Regions from separate parts of the Mus musculus genome. Here region 1 is linked to region 2. A link is a loop called in an ENCODE intact Hi-C map of the cell type or tissue named here. Cell type or tissue: gastrocnemius. All regions are shown on one strand.

Region 1 (8,000 bases), 94 kb after region 2:
AAAGGCAAGGAAAAGAGTCATTGAGTGGCCTTCTACAAAGGACATTGGTGAACACAACATTTCTGAGTTATGTAAACTGGTGGCAAGAGGGGACCTGGGATCCAAGCCATGAATAATTTTTTAAATTAATTATTTGTGTGTGTATGTTTTTTTTATTATTCACTTTACATCCCGCTCCCTCCCAGTAACCACCTCCCACAACACTTTACCCACCTCCACTCTCCTCCCCCTCCAAGCTCCCCTGTGTATCCCCCCAACCACGGTACTTCAAGTCTCTGGGAGCATGAATAGCTTCTTAAAGCTGCCCAGGGGAGGGGCTGGACCCTGAACTAAAGTAATGGAGACCTATGGTGGTGGTTTAAATAAGAATGGCTCCCAGTGGCTCACATATCTGAATGCTTGGTGTCTTAGGGTTTCTATTCCTGCACAAACATCATGACCAAGAAGCAAGTTGGGGAAGAAAGGGTTTATTCAGCTTACACTTCCATACTGCTGTTCATCGCCAAAGGAAGTCAGGACTGGAACTCAAGCAGGCCAGGAAGCAGGAGCTGATGCAGAGGCCATGGAGGGATGTTCTTTACTGGCTTGCCTCCCCTGGCTTGTTCAGCCTGCTCTCTTATAGAACCAAGACTACCAGCCCAGAGATGGTCCCATCCACAAGGGGCCTTTCCCCCTTGATCACTAATTAAGAAAATGCCCCACAGCTGGATCTCATAGAGGCATCTCCCCCAACCAAGTTCCTTTCTCTATGATAACCCCAGCCTGTGTCGAGTTGAAACACAAAATCAGCCAGTACATTTGGTCTCCGGTGGGTGGAACTGTTTGGGAAGGATTAGGAGGTGTGATCTTGTTGGAGGAAGTGTCAGTGGTTGGGCTTTCAGGTTTCAAAAGCTCACGCCATCCTAGTTAGCTCTCGCTGCCTCTTGGTTGTTGTCTCAACAAGTAAGTAACCCTCAGCTAGTTCTCCTGCCCGCTTGCCTGCCTGTCCTGCTCCCCACCATAATGGTCATGGACTTTAACCCTCTGAAACTGTAAGCAAGTACTCAAGTAAATGATTTTTTTTTTAAAATAAGTCGCCTTGGCCATGGTATCTTAACTAAGACAGCTACTGAAATGCTGAGATATACAGAGGAAGCTGGGCGGCAGTGGCAGCAGGCTCAGCGTGAAAGGGTCCAAATAGAGTAAGCCTGGACAGATGAGAAAGAAAACCGACCAAGCCTAACAGCAGCTTTCTCACACCCTCACCCCAGACTATAAGCCCTTAGCACAAGCCACCCAAACACTAACTTTCCCATCATGCCTGTGAGTATGTAATAAACAGAAGGGTATTGCCTACATGTTTCAAACCCGATATTTCCTTCTCAGAACATAGCAGTGCCAAGGGTCATGAAGTAAAGTTGGACACAGCAAATGAACTTAGTGTGAAAGAAAGAAAGAAAGAAAGAAAGAAAGAAAGAGAGAGAGAGAGAGAGAGAGAGAGAGAGAGAGAGAGAGGAAGGAAGGAAGGAAGGAAGGAAGGAAGGAAGGAAGGAAGGAAGGAAGGAAGGAAGGAAGGAAGGAAGGAAGAAGCAGGGTTGGGGGCTGAGTCAGAACACTGACTGCTCTTCCAGAGGTCCTGAGTTCAAACCCCAGCAACCACATGGTGGCCCACAACCATCCGTAATGAGATCGGATGCCATCTTCTGGAGTGTCTGAAGACAATGACAATGTACTAATAACATACATAAAATAAATGAAATCTTTTTTAAAAAATTTAAGAAGGAAGGAAGGAAGGAAGGAAGGAAGGAAGAAACTGACACCATTTGTACATTGTCTTAAAACCAGGATGTTTATTGGTACGTACACACCCGCTCACGCCCACACACACTCACACACTCACTCACACACTCACTCCTGAAAGCACTGAGCCAATACAGTACTGAGAAGGGACCTGGTTTGACACAGGAGGCTGGCAGGGAGAGCTTGGGTCACTGGTGGACTCTCCAGAGAAAACAGATATTGACAGTGAGGCAGGGCCACACCATGACAGCAGCCTTTCCTCACTGCACGTAGAGCCCCCTATTTTGTCCTCCCTACTGACCCTGAATGCACCTGGCTCCCCAAGTGCTACCTAGGACACTGCAAACTATGACAGGGTCACATGGGAGAGGAGGGGCAGGGCTGACTCTCCCACAAAGCTAGCCCCAGAGTCCCTAGAAGGAGTCAGATTGTAGGGCTCCTTCCATCTTAGGACTGGCCCTTCTCTATAACTCCACTATTCAGGACCAAGGGTTCTCTCGCTCTAACTAGTTCATGTTCTACTCAGCTGCTTCTCTCTCCATTCCCAGAGGCCTGTCTGGTAGGGAGACAGAAACAGCGGGCTTGAGGACGGGTAGTTGCCTGCCCCAGCCCATGTTAGCTCATTCGATCAGCCCATTAGCCAAACTTCCCTCTGCTGAGCACAAGGCTCGGCATCCTTTTCAGACAGGGAGTTCTGGCTCATTTCTCCACCTGTTAGCTTGGCGCCTGTTCAGAATCCCAGTGATGAAATGGCAAAGCAGCTACTCCAGTCACCTCCAGGATGGCACTGTACTGCCGGTCACAAGCACAGCCCAGGCACTTTCCCGTCCTCTTCCATTTCGGGTTCTATCACCCACCCTGATACTAGGCCCTGAGCTTTCCCAAGGTTAAGGAATTGGTCCAGAAGAGAGGGGCAATTGATATTTCTCATAAATCTGCCCTGTCCCCACCGTGCTGCCAGAAAAAGCAATTAAAATAATGGAGACAAGAGAGGGGATCAAGATTTTCTTGAGCAGTTAGCCCCTTACCCCCAAAAGAACCCTAAAGGAGGGCTGGAGGGTATAGGGACACACAAGGGAGCCTGCCTCAGTCCACTTTAGATTTCTTAGACCTGGGACATGAGTCACTAAAGGGGAAGCCTCCCCATTCCCGCACCCCCACTTCAGGGCAGAGTTAACCGTTCACAATCTGATCCAGTAGCAGCACCATTTGGGGCTGGGGCTGGAGGCATCCCCACTGCCCTCTGGGGGGAAGCACAAAAGGCCATCAGGCCATCTCTCTAGGCAAGGGGCTGAAGAGTTCCCCTTGCCCTCACCCTGGGCCCAAAGCTCTGGGGTCCATTCCTCCCACACATTTGGGGTTCTGTGTCAGCTTGGGCACAGAGTTTCTACCTTAGTCTTCCTCAGCTCCACTCCTGGCTTTGTCCTGGAAGAGGGTTCGGGGTATTCTACACCCCTCGTCACCCCACAAGCAAGACTTGCAGGCAAGAGCTACAGACACTGGAGATTGGGGTTTGGGGAGGAGGGAGTGATACTGAGAGAGGAGGTGGCAAAACCACTCAGACCATCGGGTACGGCCAGAGTGGAGGGGTCCAGAAGGCCAATTAGTCCAAGCAGGACAGAGTCCGAAATGGCCTTTTATTGGAAGGGTCATCTCAGTCTTTGGTCCGGGATCCTGGGCCTGATGAGCCCATAGTCCAGACCAAAACAGATCCGGAAGAGGGAAGGTGGCCACAGGTGCTGTCCTTCCCTCCCTCCTACAGAATCTCAAACACCTACAACCTGGGTGCCCGACAGACACTCACGGGAGACCTTGGTCACATCCTCCAGAGACTTACAAAGGGGGAACGAAGTAGGACTCGGATAGTGGGATGATGAAGGAGTGGATGAGCATATTCTGAGATCCCGGGCAACTGGAAAATCACAGAGGAGAGACTGGGAGCCAAGGGAGAAAGGGAACGAGCAGGAAGGGTCAGGGCCGGCTGAGCCTGTGAAACCAGGACACCCGCCCTGGGGGCCGTGGCTAGTCCCGGAAGGCGGAGAGCATGTGTCCGTAGAGATAGTGGGAGTGAGCTATGAGAGAAGAGAGAGACAGGCTCTGTGAGTGGAGGTGGTTCCCGGGGTGGGCAGCAGGTAGGTGCGGCATGCAGCCAAGCACGAAGCGAAGCGGGAAGGGCAAGCCGGGCGATGCTGCAGCGAGGGAGCGGCGGCAGGGCGGTCCGGAGCGGCGGCAGGACGGGGCGAGCACAGCCACAGCCTGGCCCACTTACCCCGAGCCGGGGGCGCACCCCCGTCAGACCCGGGGCGGGAGGGTGGGGGGGGTCAGCAGGAGTAGGTCCGGACCGTAGAGGGCTCCAGTCTCTGCGCCCCCGCCGTCCCGGCTGGCAGGAGTCGGCAGCGGCGGGAGAACACACAGAGCGCGGGTTAGTGCGCGCCCCACCGCAGCGTTAGTGCAGCTCAGCCTCGGCCTCGCCCCTCTCCAGCCCGCTCGGCTCCAGGGTGCGGGGAGGAACCCATTACCAGCATGGCACTCACCTTCCGGCATGATCTTCTTAGGCGGGGCAGGTGGAGGCTGCAGCGGACCCAGCGTGGACACACGGAAGCCCGCCGGGAGGGTCTCCGCTGAGGTGCCCAACATGCCACCGCTATGGTGATCCCGAGGCCGGAAGCGTTTCCTCCAGGAGGGTGCTCGGCGGAACACCTTCTCTTCTCCCTGCACCAAGGGGCATATTGGAGTTGCCAGCCCAGTCCCTAAAGCTCTAAGGGGTACTACTTCTGAACTCCCCCTCTCTAGACCTTAGTGGTTTTGCGTGTAGGATAGATGGAGGCTGAAGATGATTTCAAGGGATCTCAAAGATCCAGCAGGAGGTTCCTCTCTCCTATCAGGTCTGGGCCAGCAGTGAACTCCATTGCTCTACCCACCCCAACCTCCCCAAACTGAGCTCAGACAGCCCACTGCTTTCCTAACATGTTTTTCTTTCCAGACTCTCTCCGGAAAGTCATGGGTCAGCCCCAGCACTGCTCTCCTGTCCTGCTGGGTCCTCAATATAAAATACTACCCAGGTTGCTAGAAAAGCAGTACCTGGGATGAAGACTTCTGGGATGCCCTTCTTGGTTCCTGCCACATTACTAGCAACATGACAGCTCCGGGCTTCAGTTTTCTTATCTTCAAAGTGTAAATTCCAACATCTGTCTAACCTATTTATTTCTCACGCTGCCTATCCCAGTGAGACCAGAACATACGGACAATGATAAGTCAGGTGGCCAGAGACAGGCTTCTCCAGAGGATACAGAGAGCAACCCTCACTATCTGCTCCCCATCAATGCCAACCTCCAAAATCACCTCTGCAGTGGGCTCCCAGAGCCTGAATCCCACAGGCTGCCCAACACTCCCCAGAGCCGCAGCTCACTGTCTTCCAGCCTGTGTTTTCAGAACTGCACAGGCCCCACGACACAGGTAGAGTGAGCAGGAACACGGCCACTGACCCCTGTTCTTGTCTCAATGACTCCTATCTCAGTCCCTCAGACTTCTCCACAGCAGACCACTTCTACCCAACCACAGACCTCCTCCTCCTCACAGCTTCCATTCTCTGGCTCTTCTGGCTCTCCTCCATTAGGCCAGCCACCACTCAGCCCTGGGGCAGGAGCTCTCATGACCCTCTAATCAAACAGCCAACAACAGCCAAGGCTCTGAATTCATATCCAGGTACTCACGTCATCCAATTTCCTGTCTGTGCCCAAGGCCAACAGGTTATTGAACTCTCTCTCCATCACTTGGCGGGCCTGAAACCCATAGGGTGAGAGGGAGAGAGAGGAGCTCTAGTTAACGATGCTATCTTACTCTTTTAAAATTTACATTAATTCAGTTTTTATATTATCACACATTATTCAGTGTGTATGTGTCTTTGCAAGCATATCTGCAACTATGCACTTCCTAGGTTGGAGAACAATCACAAAAGTTGCTTCTCTCTTTATGTAGGTCTCAGGGATGAAACTTAAGTCATCAGGCTTGGTGGCAAGTGCTTTAACTTGTTAAGCCAGCTTACCAGCCTCATCTTTTTCTTTTCTTTTCTATTTTACATGGGGTTTGGGGGAGGTACGTACACCACAGTAAATGCATGGGATCAGAGAATAACACACAAGAATTGGTGCTCTCCTACCATGTGGATTCTGGGGACTGAACTCACATTGTGATTGTGGCAAGCACCTTAATCACTGAGCCACCTCAGCATCCTCCTCATGGCATCTTTCAGCTGTTTCCCAGTGTCTAAGGGCAGAGACAGGGCAGGGGTCTAGTGTACTTAACCACTGGAAAGCTCACACATCTTCCCAAGGCTCCTGCTTCCAGCAAATCACTAAGAGTGCCCTACTAAAAGCCAAACTGCTAACCTTGGCATTCCTTCATAGAGGGCAAATTGGAGGGAAATATATTTTTAAAAATTGATCATGGAGCACACGAAGAGACAGGCTTTAGGTATTGGGAGGGGGGAACTATTTTCACTAACTGGACTCGGGGAGTTATCAATAACAAGAAAGAAAGAGGACTGGAACATGGGAGGGAGGCACTTGTGGAAACTGGAAAGAGGCTAAAGTAGACAAAAATGTTCAAAATAAATTATACAAATATATGCAAATATATGAGCAGATAAAAATTATTATTTTAAAAGCCTACATTTTGTCTCTAAAGGAGAAGTCATGGCTTGCTACCCTTTGGTGGGGGCAGAAGCAAGAGAGGCAAGCATGCACAGCACAGGAAACAAGCCTTCCTAGGAGGAAGGAAACCAACCTATCTCTGTCAGGTGGGTCAATTACAAACTTGAACTAAAAGAAGCCCAGTGGAGGATAGCGGGAGCCCTGAGCTGAGAGGCATGCACACATTTTTCTAGACTCCTTAAAATTACTGATTAGGGAAACTTCCAGAGTGGGTAGAGAGGTGGCTCAGCGGTTAAGGGTACTTGCTGCTCTCGCAGAGGGCCTGGGTTCAGTTCCTATCACCTAAAGCAGTCGGCTGACAACGGCCTATAACTCTAGTTCCAGGGAACCAGAAGCCTTCTCCTGGCCTCTGCAACACCAGCATACATATGATACACCTACATACATACATGCAGGCACCCACACATACACACACATATGCATATACACACATAAAATACAAAAGAAAGCAAGAAAAAAATAGAGGTCTTCAAAACTTTCTGTCACCAGATATTCTCAAGGTTGTTCATGGAGGCTTCCATACTGGGTCAGCTGGGTGATGGAGGCGCACACCTCTAATCCCAGGACCCCAGGAGGCAGAGGCAGGTGGATCTCTGAGTTTGAGGCCAACCTGGTCTACAGAGTGAGTTCCAGGACGGCCAGAGCTACATAGAGAAACCCTGTCTCAAAAAACAAAGAAGAAGAAGAAAAAGAGGAGGAAGAGGAGGAGAGATGAGGAAGGAAAGAAAAGAAAGAAGAAATATGCATTCTGATTTAGGAAGCAAAGAAAGAGAAAGTCCACTCCTGGGGGAAAATATCAACCACAGAGTTCTACAGGAATAGTGTTTGTCAGAAATGGCAATGTTATGTCTTACAAATGATCTAAAAAAAATATTTCAAATATCTTCTGAATAGTGAGGGTTAAATAGTTAGATCTCAACTGCAGAAGCCCTTCTGAGGGCGCTGGCGGGCAGGAAACCTGCAAATGGAGTTAGAGGTAGGCAAGTATAGGGAAATTGCATTTGGAAAAAATCCAAACTTTTACTGGAAAAGAAAGGTTCCAAGCTATGCGTTCTGACTGGTCAATAGGGGTCACAGCAAACAGTCTGCAAACACATTGGCCCTGTGGGCTGCCACTGTCCCCGAAGGCCAACACACCATCCAGAACCAAGAGACAACACAGCCCCACCCTCCCTCAAGCCAAAAAGTGTCTGCTCCCAGAATAGCCAGCACAGCTAGTGGCTGGGTTTCAAAAGCGATCTGACAGCTGCAAACAGTTCAGACAAGGGCAGCTAAAATGATCAGGGGCAGCAGCGAGACTGCACTAGGGAAGGCTAAAGGAATTAAGACCGGTCTGTCTGGAGAGACAAAGGCTTGGGCCCAGAGCAATATAATCAGAGTTTATGAAATTCACAGTTCTTACAAAAGGAGAAGCTGGTCAAATACAGAAAACCTCATCAACCGGAACTGTAGGGAAGAGGCGGGCCTTTCCCCAGGGGGAGCCTGCCAGAGGCATATTTAGGACAACTA
Region 2 (8,000 bases):
GGCCCCCTCCATCAGACGCTGGGTCCAGACCCAGGATCAGGCCTGGCAGGCCCCAGGCCATACCTTCTGGGTTCAAGAGGGCCCAGAAGGGGCAGAGACTGGCACCCTCTTCAGAGTTGTACACTGTATGAGAAGTATTCAAATAAAGGTGTGTGGTGTTATAGCATGGGGTTTCTGTGGCAATGAGTGTCATGACGGATGGAACAATACTATGTTACTATGAAGGGGAGACACTATCAAGATTAGAAAAGTGCCAGCAGGAAGGGTCTCACATGACACGGGGCATTTTTTTTTCTTTTTTTTTCTTTCTTTCTTTTTTAGACATGTGAGTGTTCTGGATCTTGCTTTCTGATTCACAATGTGCTACCCTAAATGTGTAACTATAGCAACAGACACACCATCTCTGGGACTTTCCATCTGCCTCCACAGCCCTCTCCCAGCTTCCCCTCCACCCCCACCATTACATCTTCTCCGCTGAGGTGGTTTGGTTGCCCTCTGGCAGTGCTGGGGTGCCAGCACCCCACTCCCCACAGGGCTTCACAATCTTTTATTAGACATAGGGTCCTCCTTGAGAGCCAGGGACACCTTACCTCCAACTGAAGGAAGAGCCTGGAATCAAGACTTGGAGTCAATATTCACACCCAAGGAGGGGAGAACCTGACACCCTCCCCTGCCTGCTGTCCATACAAGGAAGACATCCAGGCTCAGCAGAACATGGATTGGTCCCACCTGAGACCTCCACAAAAGCCTACACTCTATTTGCAACACAGCTCCTGAGCTAAAGCCACCTCCAGGAGCCTTTTGGATATTTAAATGCCAGCAAGGCACTTTCTCACACTGAAGACAGCAGTCTCCTTTGGTCTGGTCTGGTCTGGTCTGGTCTGGTCTGGTCTGGTCTTTCACACTTCTGGGCACACCAGAGGTGCCCAGGAGCACCTGGGATCTTCTTAGATGCTTTCCTCTCCCTCCTCCCCCCCTCAGGCAGCATGCTCCCAAGGGTTGTACTTCCTGGGGAAGCTCTTCTCCTGGGGCTTGGAAGCAGAGATGGTGTCCCTCAGGAGAGTCCAGGCCTGCTCTGAGAGTTGGTGAAGCTTGGTGGCCCAGACAGAAAATTGCATTGGAGACTCCCAGGAAGTTCAGGGCAAGAAGGGCTCAGTGCTGCTCCCTGCTGGCTATGTGAGGCCAGCACCTTCTGCACTATTTTTATTCCCAAGGACTTTATGGCCCACTGGGAGTCCCAGGCTGTGAATAGAGCAAATGTGAGAGACAATCCCTGGACCCATTCTTTCTGTGTCTCCCAAGTATAACCCTGGGCTTCTCGGGGTCAGGAGAGCACCCGCGTGGCCAAGAACACAATCCTTGGAGGAGGGGCCGAGGTCTCCTTCCCTGTGTTTTACTATCTTCTCCTAGAGAACAGGAGAGACAGCGAAGCGGCGGCATATCCATTTCTCTCTATTCATCCACCTCTAAGGGACTGTCTTCCTCACTTTGAAGTTGGTCCCTTGGGCCACCAACACCTAATAGTAGGCTCCCCTGTCTGACTGAAGGAGCCAGAATATTCTAACCCCAGCTCTCTGAACTGCTCAGAGAACAGCCAGGAATGATGCACACAAGACTCTCCTCTCACCTGAGGGCACCCAATTCCCTGCTATGGCCTGCCCCAACTCCAAACCTCCTCCAGGTCCCCAAGGTACAGGGCAGCCAGCTCCTTACAGAAGGGGCCCTGTTCCATGGCATCTCTTCAGAGCCTCCCTGGTGTCCACAGCCCACAGCCCAGCTGGGAAGGCTGAGGAGGAACAGTGGGACAGGGGGGAACAGGGAGGACATGGGGGTTGAACAGAGAGCCACTGGGTGTGGGCTAGATGGAGCAAGGCAGAGCCTAGTCATCAGCTTTCTCCTCTGGGATATCTTCCTCAATGGGGGGCTTGGGCTGGCATCGGAAGTGGTCGTTCCAAATCTTCAGAAAGGTGACCCGGAACTTGTGGATTCGGAAGGCATAGACGATGGGGTTCATGGCCGAGTTGCCGTGTGTGAGGAAGATGGCAATGTAGATGAGGATGCTGGGTTTCTGGCAGGTGGGGCAGAAGAGGGTGATGCAGTTCAAGATGTGTAGCGGTAGCCAGCTGAGGGCAAAGAGGAAGAGGATGAGGGCCAGCGACTTGGCGATCTTGAGCTCCTTCCCGTAGTACTTCTGGGGGTCACCAGAGGAGGCTGACACCTTTTTGTTGAGCTGCTTGCGGATCAGGTAGAAGACCTCCAGGTAGATAAGAACCATGAGGAGCAATGGCGGCAGCACCCAGACGAAGAAGTTGAAGTAGACCATGTACTCCATGCTGATAACCTTCTCGAACTCACACTTGATCACGGGCTCCCCAACACTGCCGTTGGCTATCCAGGCTTGTTCCACCTCACTCAGGTTGTTCCAGCCAAACATGGGTGTCAGGCCTACCACAAGGGAGAGAATCCAGCAGCCGGCTATGGCCACTGCTGCCCGCCGCTGAGTCACCACTGTCTTGTACCTGTAGGGAAAAAGGACAAGGTATGAGAAGTGACCCCCATGATTGTATGTGGGCTCCTCCTTTGGGGCTCACCTGCCACTAGGGGTGAGGCTTCTACACGTCTAAGGTCTAGAGTGAGTGTCTTTAGCCCAGGGACCTAGTCTTTAGGATCTAAGATTAGTCCAGAGTTTGTACAATTTAGCCTCGTTTCTCCTCCAGCAGAGAGAGGAATTCCAATAAATATAATGGGAGCCAGATAATGGTGGCACACACATTTGGTCTGTTTCTTTGGGAAACAGAAGCAGGCACATCTATGTGAGTTCAAGGCCAGCCCAGTCTACAGAGTGAGTTCCAGGACAGCCAGAGCTACACAGAGAAACATGTCTTAGAAACCAAAACAAAACAAAAAAGAAAAAACAATAAAATAACAGAAACTAGTAGCAAGAGTCTTAAGCAAATGGCCCAAGTACAGCTCATTGACTGTCCTCACATTGACCTTCCTGGTTTCTCACCGCTGGACTATAACAGTGCTAGGGTGGCAATATAAGGACAGCCAACTAGACAGAGGTTGAAAACAGTTCTGAAAGCCTTTCCAAGGCCCCACAGAAGCTAACAGCACTGTCCCGGGCTTCCTAACGTGTCCCCATTCTCCCGAAGAGCCAGGTGGCGAAAAAGCAAGAGTCCCCAGAAGCCTTTCGACACCAGGCCCTGTTCTGTTTCCGCTATGAGCATCTCATCTCCTGCTTCCCGGCTTCCCATCACCCTCAAGCAGTCGCACAGGTTGGCGTCAAGGACCAGCTCAGCAATGCTCGCCTAATTGGGATGATTCTCAGGGAAGAAAGCCTGGTGTTTGCCGAGCATCTGCTAGCACTTCATACTTCCTCCCATCCGCGCATTGGCACACTTGCGTGGATGCTGTTCTCAACAGACATTCTGGATGCGCGGGGCACTGTTCTCAGTGCTGGGAACAAAATAAAAATTCCTGCCTCTACATAGCTCATACTTGTCTATCTTTTTAAAAGTATGGTTTATTTATGTTTGTTTTATATACATTGGTTTTTGCTTGCATGTATGTCTGTGTGAGGGTGTTATATCCAATGGGACAAAAGCTATAGACAACCATGAGCTGCTATGTGGGTGCTGAGAATTGAACCTGGGTCCTCTGGAAGAGCAGCCAGTGCTCTAACCACTGAGCCACCTCTCCAGTCCCTATTTATCATTTTTTTATTTGTAAAGGTTTACTATTTTATTTTTATGATTTTGAATGTTTCCTCTGCATGTATGTGAACTCTGTGTGTGCCTGGTAATCATGGAGCAGGAAGGGAAGAGGACATCTGACTCTCTGGAAATAGAGTTATAGATGTTGTCAGCTGAGGTATATAGTGATGGGAACTGAGCCTAGGGCTAATAGCTGAGCCATCTCTTCAGCCCCTGCTCAAAAAATTTTAATTTTTAAAATTACATTCAGTGTGTGTGTGTGTGTAGAGGTTAGAAAACAATTTAGGAGAATCAGTTGTCTCCTTTCACCATATGGGTCCCAGGGATCTTTGTCAGGCCTGGCAGATAGTGCTTTTCTTTACCCACTCAGTTGTCTTGCCAGCCTTACGTAGCTCATATTTGGGGTGAATCGATGACAGCACAAGAACAAGGAGACAGGTAGAGTTCTTACCCTTCTCCAGGTCTGCAGGCACAGAAGACACACACATTTGAAATGACTCATGTGAGACAAGACTGCCTATCAGCCAGAGGTGACAGCCTCTCTTGTCACCGAGGGTTGAGGGTTTTAATAATATCCCCGGGGGCTTCCCACTTCCCCTAAAATCACACTACCCAGCAGCCAGCCACAGTGTCCTCTGCCGGCACTCTGGCACTCTGGAGAGAGTGCCAAAGGCTGCCCAGCTCTGTGCCAAGGAGCTGCAGAGTGGCTGCAGCTTGCCCAATTGTTATTTTCCAATGCAGCTCCTGAGAGGGCTGGGGTGGCCTCCAGAGCACTGGGTGTGAAGGGAGGGCTCCAACTATTTTCTTCTGTCCTGTGCCATTAGAATCTGTGGCTTTCTGTTTCTGGACCCATAGGGACCCACTGGTATCCACCTGCTCCTGCAGGCTACAGAGACGAGGGCATCACTGGGGGAAGCAGACGGTCCTCTGAAAGGCCAGCAAGCAATGGCCTTTGGAACCCCTTATCTAATCCCTCCATTCCAACCAAGAAAGTGAGGACTGACTGCAGCTGACTCTAACGCCTTTAAAGTCCTGACCGCTCCCACCTCTGTGATAGATAACAGGATTCTTGTGTTCCCAGACTATCGGGAAGCCATAAAGCTAGCTCAGTCTCTGGTGCCTCACTCTGCCAACACAGTGAAACTGTTCTCCTCCCTCATTTCTGCAGCAGAACATCCAGGTCGCTGTTATCTTTTTTTTTTTTTTTTCAGTCAGAAGACCTGAATGTAGGCACTGAGTCTGCTGCTTGCTAACTCAAATCCATCCTGCTTCAGAGTGTAGCGATGATATAAGAATAAGATAACATGTGTTCAAATACCCCAAAAACACCCTCTTAATACTCCCTAGCCTGGGCTTTTACCCCACCAAGCTCCTAGGCAAACGTACCTGCAACATCCCAGCACTCCCAGGAGCTCAGCAAACACAGCCCTAGTACTATCTAAACAGCTCACACAGATCTGACTCATGCGGATCTTCAAGTGCCTCCCCCATCCCCCATAGCGCCTTCTAGACACGAGGAAGCAAGTTCAGGGCAAGAATGTATAGGGAAAGAACACAGAAAGGCAGACCACCTTACGGGGTACAATTCTGACCCTCATCTGGTGAAAGGTGGTTAGACAAGGTAGGCCTCTCCCAAAGCAGAGGGGCTGCAGACATAGGGAGGGTGGGGTCAAGGTTTCTGCTTCCCATTACTGCATCCAAATCTTTCCCTTAGATCTTTTTTTTATAGTCGGAAAAGCCATTCTGCAGCCATGTCTCGGGGGAATGCCATGACCACACTGTGTGGGCGTGTAGCACGTAACAGAATGACAGTAATATGGACTGGCATGTCTACTTGCCCAGGTCTTCTACTTTCAAGCCCAGACCCCCTTCAGGACGCAGGTTAACTGGGTCATTTAGACTCAGATGGTAGCAGATTCAGAATAACCTCTGTTTTAACACGGGAAAAAACTGGATTGGCCCAAGAAGGGCACCCCCTAAAACTGGAGGGAGAACCAGGTGACCTTAAGTTCTGAGAGCGGGGTCCATCCCAAGACCTACATATGGACACAGATGACAGGAGAAATGGACACTAACAGCATCCCATATGGAAGAGAGGACCGCCCAGAAGGGGCCCCTCCCCCTCCACCCCTTACCCCTCTTGCCTGCCCAAAGCCCCTGGGGTTAAAGCTTTCCTGGGGCTCCTCCAGCACCGGGTCCCGGCCGACCCTACAGCACAGGGTATCAGCTCCCATCTGTTTTTCTTGCTATTTTCTCCATGGTGGGAAAAACTAGACCCAGGGGCAGGCTCTCTGGGGCCAGGGGAGACACTCACCTCTCCTCTGCCTGGGAACAGGAAGATGATGCATGGGGTGGGGGTGGGGGCAGGGAAGGTGCCTACCATGCTTGGGGAAGTCTCTCGTGAGTCCAGACATAAGTTCTCATCACCCCCAGGGGCTGTGTGTGGGGTACTCAGTCTCAGACAGCAGGGATGTGGGAAAAAAAGTAGGGAAACGGCCCCTTAAAGGTTTAAGCGTGGCGTGGTGGCCGTGTGACATTTACCTATGACCCCAGCACTTGCGGGAGAAGCAGAAGGATCAGAGGCTCAGGGTCGTTCTCAGCTGCATAGGAAGCATGAGCGAGCCTGGGCTACATGAGACCCTGTCTCGAAAAGAAAATTTTAAAATAAGATTTAACGAAAGGCTTTGAGCTGGGCGTAGTAACGCGCACCTGTACGTCTGACCCTTGGAAGTAGAGGCAGAAAGATCATGAGTTCATGGCCAGCCTGGGCTAGGCAGTGAGGTCCTGCTTTACTCCCTAACATAACTCATATGATGGTTTCCTCCTCCCACCATGTGGCTTCTGAGAATCAAATTCAGATCACTGGGCTTCGCAGCAAGAGCCATCCCTCCTTACTGAGTCACTCACGAGTACTCAGCACGGCATCTTTAAACGTCAAGACACTGCTAACACCAGAACATGTGTTAGTGGTCTTTTCCTCATCAACGGCTGTGATGTGAAAGTACTGGATACTGGGAGCAATAAGGCGTCAGCACCCCTGAGATGGAGAGGGTGGACCCAGGAGAGAAGTGGAAGGCTGCTGCTGACCTACCACTTCGAGGCAGAGAGGTTCATACATCTATGTCTGTCTTAGTTAGGGTTTTACTGCTGTCAACAGACACCATGACCAAGGCAACTCTTATCAGGACAACATTCAACTGGGGCTGGCTTACAGGTTCAGAGGTTCAGCCTGTTATCATTATGGGAGGAAGCATGGCTGTGTCCAGGCAGGAATGGCACTGGAGGAGCTGAAAGTTCCACCTCTTGTTTCAAAGGCAGCCAGGAAAAGACTGACTTCCAGGAAGCTACGAGGAAAGACCACCCCCACAGTGACACACTTCCTCCAACAAGGCCACACCTACTCCAATAAGGACACACCTCCTACCAGTGCCACGCCCTGGGCCAAGCATCTTCAAACCACCACAATGTCCAAATAGGACAGAGGAGAGGAAGCCATGCTCCTTGCCTGGACATTCCTCAGAGCTGCCACATGAGAGGAAGCTAAGGGAGGAGTACCCAGAAATAACAGGTAGCTGGTGGATAATTACTGACCATTGCTCCTGGGAGCTAACCTCCCTGCTGTAATCTAAGTGCTGGACAGCTTTGCTGACAGGATTCCACTGCTCTCTGCTGGACCCTAAATACTACTATTATCCCCCTGAGTACTGTTATTGATAAATATAGTGACAGACTCACTGACATCAGGACACATGCCTGAGGCCTCCCAGCCTGGAATTGGCAGAGATGAAATGTATAAGTCTGAGATGTCTCTACAGCTAAACCCTGTACTACATCAACTGGGACGCTCAGGGAGACAAAGGCTGAATAGGGTTTGTAGCAGGGAGCCCAGGAGACCAGAAAGGAACGCTGAGAGTTGAGGCTAGGCAGATAGAGCCCTTGACAAAGACGGAGACCTGAGCCGAGAGCTAAATGACCACCAGCAAGTTATCCAGGCAAAGTTCCAGGCCAGTGCCTCCCGGGCAGAAGGTCCTGTGAGCAGGAACAGAAAGAGTGCTGCATGGGTGAGCCACAAGAGAGGAGGAACTGGCTAGCTCAGCAGAGATCTGGGCAGGGACTGTCACCTAAGGTCATAATAACGGTTTATTCTAAGTGCAGGGGAGCCTCTTTCTGCAAAGGAGTGATGTAACCCATTCTGGTTTTAAAAGATGAGACACAGAGCCGGGTGAAAGTGTGCAGTGGCAGGGACCATGGAACAGCAAGGAGACCGCCACGGCTAGTTCATGC

What was found. A loop is a pair of places that touch in the nucleus more often than their neighbours do. Peaks named below come from ENCODE experiments on the same cell type or tissue, not always from the same donor. Only the 100,000 strongest peaks of a DNase experiment are listed, where the experiment ranks them.
Region 1: a loop joins it to region 2, with 1.8 times the contacts of the local background. A loop is called at or near these places in 3 of 42 quality-filtered maps.

Annotation. Positions count from the first base shown.
Region 1 is chr1:134,294,978-134,302,977 of GRCm38, forward strand. It overlaps Ppfia4 (protein tyrosine phosphatase, receptor type, f polypeptide (PTPRF), interacting protein (liprin), alpha 4), which reads right to left. Exons shown (of 29, transcript NM_001374777.1): 27 at 5,493-5,561; 28 at 4,314-4,491; 29 at 1,806-3,851. The coding sequence ends at 3,802. Gm32267 (a long non-coding RNA gene) reads left to right here and starts at 4,457. Exons shown (of 3, transcript XR_387416.3): 1 at 4,457-5,235; 2 at 6,466-6,577. In gastrocnemius, no CTCF peak of the experiment used is centred here; DNase peaks (open chromatin) are centred at 2,503, 3,954 and 4,213; H3K4me3 peaks cover 2,520 bases; H3K27ac peaks cover 5,666 bases.
Region 2 is chr1:134,201,072-134,209,071 of GRCm38, forward strand. Mybph (myosin binding protein H) reads left to right here. Exons shown (of 11, transcript NM_016749.2): 11 at 1-161. It overlaps Adora1 (adenosine A1 receptor), which reads right to left. Exons shown (of 2, transcript NM_001008533.3): 2 at 1-2,519. The coding sequence ends at 1,880. Among named protein-coding and RNA genes, the nearest start is that of Mybph, 12 kb to the left of the region's middle. In gastrocnemius, a CTCF peak has its summit at 1,181 (motif pointing left); DNase peaks (open chromatin) are centred at 1,163 and 4,405; H3K27ac peaks cover 1,192 bases.